Linked DNA regions of Homo sapiens: region 2 is linked to region 1. A link is an interaction called in ENCODE POLR2A ChIA-PET data of the cell type or tissue named here. Cell type or tissue: Panc1. All regions are shown on one strand. Links, peaks and the distances in the headings refer to the core of each region. The heading gives the core; the rest is flanking DNA.

The links. Peaks named below come from ENCODE experiments on the same cell type or tissue, not always from the same donor. Only the 100,000 strongest peaks of a DNase experiment are listed, where the experiment ranks them.
Region 2: POLR2A ChIA-PET joins it to region 1 with 10 read pairs; 3 of 35 experiments call an interaction of 5 or more read pairs at or near these places.

Annotation. Positions count from the first base shown.
Region 1 is chr19:5,592,794-5,597,974 of GRCh38, forward strand. SAFB2 (scaffold attachment factor B2) reads right to left here. Exons shown (of 21, transcript NM_014649.3): 14 at 2,568-2,704; 15 at 1,098-1,385; 16 at 1-94. Among named protein-coding and RNA genes, the nearest start is that of SAFB2, 27 kb to the right of the region's middle. In Panc1, for the core only: no CTCF peak of the experiment used is centred there; no DNase peak of the experiment used is centred there.
Region 2 is chr19:4,914,046-4,916,545 of GRCh38, forward strand. All of the region lies in intron 2 of UHRF1 (ubiquitin like with PHD and ring finger domains 1), which reads left to right. It also overlaps a transcript of ARRDC5 not described here. Among named protein-coding and RNA genes, the nearest start is that of UHRF1, 5.8 kb to the left of the region's middle. RefSeq lists an enhancer at 1,214-1,263. In Panc1, for the core only: no CTCF peak of the experiment used is centred there; a DNase peak (open chromatin) is centred at 1,266; H3K27ac peaks cover 1,686 bases.

The sequences.
Region 1 (5,181 bases), core at 1,244-3,743:
GTCGTGAAAGCGGTGGTCTGGCCGGGGAAAGTCTGCACGATATCGGTCCTCCATTGCCACACGCTTTCCTTCTGGCCAATAGGCATCATCTCGTCTGTTGGTTTTTATTTTAAAAGAATACAAATTCCATTAATGAGAGAGGAGGAGGAAAAAAGGAGGAGGTGGAGGTGGGGAGGGGAGCTCTCTCCCCAGACCCAGTATCGTTTAAAATGTCCTGCAGGGCTAATCTCTAAACATTCGATCATCATTGCTTTGATCTGATAAATTAAAACCGCCATTAACAGCCGAGAGGCACACTTGTGTTCTCATCCAACAGTCCCAAAAGGAGCACTGCTGTGAGCTCATTGTCTCGTGAGGCTGTTATTACCTTGATCCCCCCTCATGAGCAACTGAAAAGAAATATTTGATTCTTCTGGAATAGCATTCGAGTTGCCACACTTTTACTTTCCCTGCCTTCCACGGGAGCCTGAATCTCCCTCTGAGTTTCTTGCAAAAGCAAAGAGAATTAGATGGGGTGATAGTGAACTACACACAGCTCTGGACGGCATCCAATTATCTTCTTCCTGATTTTTACCAGAAAACTAGGCTCACGGAGAGCGGGGTGAAGGGTGACTGTCAATTAAGCCGCCTGGGGTAGCTAGAGACCAATAAACCTACTTTCTAAATCAGAGGCAATTTCCTTTTCCACAGCGCCTGCTCTGCCTCTCTGTCTACAAGGACACATGAGACCGGCAGAGTCAGCGGTGGCCAACTTGGGCCTAACGGGCGTTCGGTTGTCTCGCAAGACAGAGAACAGCTATGCTCCACGGGTAAGTGGAGAGGAAAAGCATCACAAACCCTTCAGCAAGTGGCAGCCATCAAGTTTCCCAGAATAACTCAAGTTCAGGAAGATGCTACACAGCCTCCGGTGAGGACAGCGAACTAATAAACCTGCAGCAGCGCAGTGAGATCGGCGGGGGGTCCCCAAGGCGCATGCTCCATATCAAATTTCATTCTCCCCACCGACAGGGACGGAAGGGAAGCCGCTGTTCTGCTGGAAGGGTGAACACCGCTGCCACGCTGGTCTCCGTCCTGCCCACGCTCTGGGCGGGACTCACCGGTCCAGGTCGTAGGGCCTCCGCCCGGGCCGCCGCTCCTGCTCGTAACGCAGCTGCTCCTGCTGGCGCCGCAGCTCCTCGCGCTCGCGGTGGATGCGCTCCTGCTCCTTCCTGCGCTCACGCTCCACGCGCATGCGCTCGCGCTCCAGCCGCTCCCGCTCCATGCGCTCCCGCTCCAGCCGCTGGCGCTGGCACTCGAGCTGCAGGCGTTCCCGCTGTAGCCGGGCCTTCTCCTTCCGCTCATGGAAGGCCTCGAGGCGTTGCTCCCGCTCCCGCTGCTCGCGCTCCCTGCGGGGACAGGTGAGGCTGCCCTGAACTCCCTGCGTGAGCCTCCAAGGAGAAAGCCCGGTGCCCAAAACTGGGTGTGTATTGGAAGCAGAAAAAAAAAATGGATCCAAAAGCTCACCGGGCTTCCCTAAAGCTGCGCGTGCAGGGGGTTACCTTACTTAACAAAGCTACCTTAAGAAAAGCAAAGGCAGCACAGCTGGCAACATTTCTAGGTTTGCTCGAGAACATTTTCCAAATGCTGTGAGCACAGCTTTTGCTTTACTGAGCAATATTTGAGGAAAAGTGACAAGAGAACGCCGGGCATCCCGACATGAAAAGGCCGAATGTCAAGGCAGAGGGACAAGCCTCCTTCAAGACCACAGCCCAGAAGGGAGCCGCGGCAAAATGACAACTGGACTCTGCTTGCAGTTTCTGACCTTAGGTGAAAGGTTTCAACAGGGAAGACAGGCCTCAGCACCCAGGCACCATCCCATCCCATCAAAGCCACACACGGCTGGGCCTTCCACACGGGCCAAGGTCCAACATCAGAGGAGGGGCGAAAATAGACTTTGAGCCAGCAGAAGGCTCAGCCTGTAATCCAGCACTTAGGGAGGCTGACGCAGGAGGATCGCTTGGGCCCAGCAGTTATCAGCCTGGCAACATAGCCAAACCCCATATACTGTAAAGGGCTTTGATGACTTCTTTTTAAGAGACAGGGTCTCACTCTGTCACCCAGTCTGCAGTGCACTGTTGTGATCACAGCTCACTGCAGCCTTGAGCTTCTGGGCTCCAGCAATCCTCCCACCTCAACCTCCTGAGTAGCTGGGACTACAAGTGCACGCCACCATGCCCAGCTAATTTTTAAATATTTTGTAGAGGTGGGGTCTCGCTACATTGCCTAGGATGGTCTTGAACTCCTGGCTTCAGGGGATCCTCTGGCCCTGGCATCCCAAAGTGCTCGGATTACAGGTGTGAGCCACTGCACCTGGCCCTTTGATGACTTTCATGCCACCTGGCATGTCTGGCGGCTCACGTGTGAACAGGTGCTGGCCCCTGCCTCGAGGACCCAGGTTAAGCACGACACCCGCCAGCCCAGGCACTGGCTCTCGGGCACACAGACTGCGCACTCCAAGTACAGCTGGGAGAAGGACAGCCACCCCGAGAGGAAACCACCAGCCCACAGCCTCACCCAGCTCCACTCACCGCCGCCTCTCCGTTTCGCGGATCTCCCGTTCCCGCTGCCTCTGGCGCTCTCTCTCCCTTTGTTCTTTGATTTTATCAAACGACAAGATGTCTCTCTTTTCTTTGCTTTCTGACTTGCGATCCTGACTCTTGGAGCTCTGTTTACCAAAACTGGTTTATTAATGTCAGGAAAATGATTGCAACAAACAAACAATGGAGATTATGCACGTGTGCATGAGACTAAGATTCTCTGGCCCCACATGGTGTAGATGGAAGGCTGTGGTCTCCAGACCAGAGGCCCAGGCATAGGCTGCTTCCCTCCAAGTTTGCATTTTACTGCCTAATCCAGAATCCTGCTTTCAGATGTCAAGGGGCATTCATGGAAGAGAAGAGGTTGGCCCACGCCTCAGAAAACCTACAGGCACAGTTCTTCTAGCATAGCACAGCCAAGGACTCACATAATCCAAAGCAAACCTAGGCCTCTCAGAGCCACGGGCACATCCGCACAGGGCCACTGTGGCCATTAGTTCAGAGGGGACAGCAGTCAGGCCAGCTGTTTGGACAGCTGGAGGGCAGACTACATGTTTCACATCTCAACTGCTGGCTCAGGACTCAGGCAGACAGCTCTAAATAGAATATGCCAGGCCGGGCGCAGTGGCTCACACCTGTAATCCCAGCATTTCAGGAGGCCAAGGTGGGCGGATCACAACATCAGGAGTTCGAGACCAGCCTGACCAACATGGTGAAACCCCGTCTCAACTAAAAATACAAAAATTAGCTAGGCGTGGTGGCGCATGCCTGTAATCCCAGCTACTTAAGAGGCTGAAGCAGAAGAATCGCTTGAACCTGGGAAGCAGAGGTGGCAGTGAGCTGAGATTGCGCCACTGTACTCCAGCCTGGGTGACAGAGCGGGACTCCGTCTCAAATAAATAAAGAGAATATGCCAAAATGCTTTAATGCAAAACAGTGCTCCTAATAAGGTACAGAACACTAATAGCCAACTTCCGTAATTTATTTTTTGTAGGTTTTTTGGGTTTGAGACCCAGTCTTGTTCTGTTGTCCAGCCTGGAGTACAGTGGCTCAGTCACAGCTCACTGCAGGATCAAGTGATCCTCCCACCTCAGCCTCCTCAGTAGCTGAGACCACAGGTGCACACCACCATGCCTGACTAATTTTTCTATTTTTGTAGAGACAGGGTTTCGCCCTATTGTCCAGGCTGGTCTCAAACTCCTGAGCTCAAGTGATCTGCTGCTTCATCCTCCCAAAGTGCCGGGATTACAGGTGTGAGCCACCGCACCCAGCCTACATTCATCATTTTCTATCTGTGGCATAAAGCTCAGAGCTGTAACAACTGACTCCCATTTCCAAGGTTCTCCAGGGCCCCTCACCCAAACTGGCTACACATCAGACCCTCCCAGGAAGCTTTTAAACAACACAGAACCTGAGGCCTCCTGCTGATCCACACAGAATCTCTGGGGCAGGGGCCTGGGAAATGACATTTTTAAAAAGCTACTCAGTTTATTTCCCTAATTAGCCCCCATAGGAGAGAAAGAGCGAGCAATGAAAAACAAACCAACCCAACAGAAAGACAGGCAAAGGTCAAGATGAGACATTACACCAATTATTAATAAAATGCAGGCTGGGGAGAAAGGGGCACACAGACACAGGAGAGACACACATCACCCAGCACTTTGATGGCAAGCTTTGCCTACGAGACGGGCAGATGTCTTACACACACTGCAGTAGAATAAGGTGACAGATGCCCACATACCACCGCACAGTGGGCAGCACAGCAGGCAACAGTGTCAGCACGGGACTCCTGGGTTCTCAGGCCAGCTTAGCCACTTACTAGCGACCTGGCAGGTGCAACACACCCAGGAGATTTAAGTCCCCTCCACAACCTTTCTGAACAGCACTTTATTTCAAAATTTAAACGTTAAAAGAGGCTGGGAGTGGTGGCGCACACCTCTAATCCAGCAAGTTTGGAAGATCAAGGCGAGAGAATCACTTGAAGCCAGGCTAAGCAACAAAGTGAGACACTCCCACCCTTTATTTTTTTTAATAGGTAAATATCATGCATAAAATAAAAAATATATGTAAAAGCGAAAAGAAAAAAAAGCAAAAAGGAAAAAAGCCAAACCGTATGTGTCTGTATGTAGAGACCTCCAAGGCATATTACACAGAAAGTGCAAGCTCCAGCACATCCTCTGTCTGTGGTCCCATGGCAGGCACAGGGGACGTGTGTGCAGAGGAAGCCGAGGAGCCCAACTGGACACACGGAGGCTTTAGTATGCCCGTGCTGCATCTCCTCAAGCTGACCAGATGTTCTAATCATGCATGTGTCATCACTACTTGTTTTCAACATCACAGTTACATGGGGGTAAGAGTATGGGTCTTTTTCAATGTTCTACTCTACATTTCTCTGTATCTTATGATTTTCATGTGAAAAATGACATTAGGAACTGATACTTTATAAAATCCAAATGTTCATTTTAAAAACTAAGTCTTGGTTGGGCACGGTGGCTCAAGCCTGTAATCCCAGCACTTTGGGAGGCTGAGGCGGGTGGATCACTTGAGGTCAGGAGTTCGAGACCAGCCTGGCCAACGTGGCAAAATCCCGTCTCTACTAAAAGTA
Region 2 (2,500 bases), core at 1-2,500, 680 kb before region 1:
CTCAGGTGATTCACACCCCCCTCCCCCACCTTGGCCTCCCAAAGTGCTGGGATTAGAGGTGTGAACCGTCGCATCCGGCCCCCATGCAGTAGCTTTTAAGAGATCGTGTCGTTGCTTCTGTCTTCCGGGCCACAGAGAGGTGATGCAGTTTCCCCACTTGCATGGCTGGGAAAGTGAGCTGGCAGCAGGGAGGTTTGGACAGTGGCGGGAAGGCGGGACAGAGGCACACAGCAGCACCTCCCAGAGCGTGAAGTCTGCAGGCACCCAGGCTAACGTGATAGAAAGCAACACAGTTCCCGGTGGGCACAAATGGGCAGTTGTCCTTATAGAATGTTCTAGAGTGTTCACAGTCTTTTTTTTTCCCTGTTTAAAGAAACCTGGCCTAGCAGCCCAAGGTCTGCAGTGAAGTTGATGGAGACCCCAGAGCAGAACAGAGTTGGGTCTGTCTCGGAATATGGAGGATCTCGTGGTGGTCTCACTTGGGCTGAATAGGGTGACAGTGATGTCACTTGATGGGCGGGAACGCAGGGAGCTGATCGAGGGCAGTGACTTTGGGCAGACGGCCCAGCCTAGGCAACGGGAGAGGCATCTGCGGCCCCCACCCCTCAATCTTTTTTTTTTTTTTGGCTGCACATCAAAATAACAATAGCTGTCTTTTGCGGCACCTTTAACCTGCTCGGGTACAACGCTCTGCACTGTACATAATCTTTTCAGCATCCCTGGCCCGCGACTCGCCAGCTCCCACATCATCTTATTTTAGATAGGGCTAATACCCACCACGCTGCAGCGCAGTGCGAATTCAATGAGGTTGTGGATTTGAAGGGCGGAGTGAGCCCTGTGCCAGGCTCACAATGAAAGCGAAATCAATCTCTTAGCACAGGGCCTGTCCCGCTCTGCACTGTGGATGTTTGGGGCCAGGTCATCCTCTGGCTGGGACCGTCCTGGGCACTGCAGGGTGCGGAGCAGCGTCCCTGGCCTCCACCCACTCCATGCCAGAGCATCCTGCCCTACCAGTCATGACAACCACAAATATTCCCAGAGACTTCCATGCCTCAAAGGCAGGATTAAGGTCAGTCTGATGCCTCAGTTGAAATGGTGGCCCAGGAATGGCCTTGCAAGAGTCACTTGTCACAGTGATGCCTCAGGTGTCCCCACTGGACGGCCCCCTTGCAGAGACCTGCCCTTCTGTCTGCGGGAGGGAGGGTCCCCACCACCAGCTCCCACCCACTGCGGCATCCCTCCCCCAGGATGGCTCCCTGGTAGAGGGCGCGGCCTCTGTTAGGGTGACTCACCACTGCTGTTGTGGCCCCGAAGCAGCTGTAGACAATCTGTAAACCGGTGGGCGTGGCTTTGTTCCAATAAAACTTGATTTATAAAAACAGGTATGGCGGGGCCCAGTGGCTCATGATTGTAATCCCGGTGCTTTGGGAGGCCAAGGCAGGCGGATCACCTGAGGTCAGGAGTTCTAGAACAGCGTGCCAACATGGTGAAACCCCGTCTCTACTAAAAATACAAAAATTAGCCAGACGTGGTGGCGCATGTCTGTAGTTCCACTTAGGAGGCTGAGGCAGGAGAATCGCTTGAACCTGGGAGGTGGGAGGTTGCAGTGAGCTGAGATCCCACCACTGCACTCCAGCCTGGGCGACAGAGCAAGACTCCGTCTCAAAAAAAAAGCAAAACAAAAAACAAAACCAAAACAAAAGAGGTGCAGGCCAGAATTGTCCCCGTGGACATAGTTGGTCAATTAGATTGCATACTTTAATCCAGCCTCAGTTGGTGTGTCTGGGTTTTCTGGCTAGGAAGAATGCTGCTGTGGAATGTGCTGGAACAGATCCTTACGTGCGCTGTGTTGGAGTCTTTCCAGGTCAGGGGTTCTCAAACGGATTTCAGGACCCTTTACATCATCCAGAATGATCCAATAGCCCCAGGAGCCTGTGTCTGTGTGGATTATGTCTGCCGGCTGTTAGTGTGTTAGAAGTTGAGGCCAGGCATGGTAGCTCACACCTGTAATCCCAGCACTTTGGGAGGCTGAGGCGAGGATCGCTTGAGGTTGGGAGTTTGAGACCAGCCTGGGCCATGTAGCAAGACCCCGTCTCTACAAAAAATGAAAATTAGCCGGGCATGGTGGCGCATGCCTGTAGTCCTAGCTACTCGGGAGGCCAAGGTGGGAAGATCACTTGAGCCTGAAAGGTTGAGGCTGCAGTGAACCAAGATTGTACCACTGCATTCCAGCCTGGGAGACAGAGCGAGACTTTGTCTCAAAAAAAAAAAAAACCAAATAAATTGAAAGCTGAGAAATTCAGAGCACAAGAAGACAAGCGCGCCCCCTCTTTTAGCTGTCAACATGGCGGAGCCGTCCCTGGTGACGCAGCCTCCAAAGGCCTCCCTGTGCCCTCCTGAGACCGCAAGAGGGAAAGTGGCAGCGACAGTGATCGTGGTGTCTTTGTGGCGGTTGTGTTGACCTCACTGACCCCCGAAGTGCCGCTCTAGGGTCTGTCCT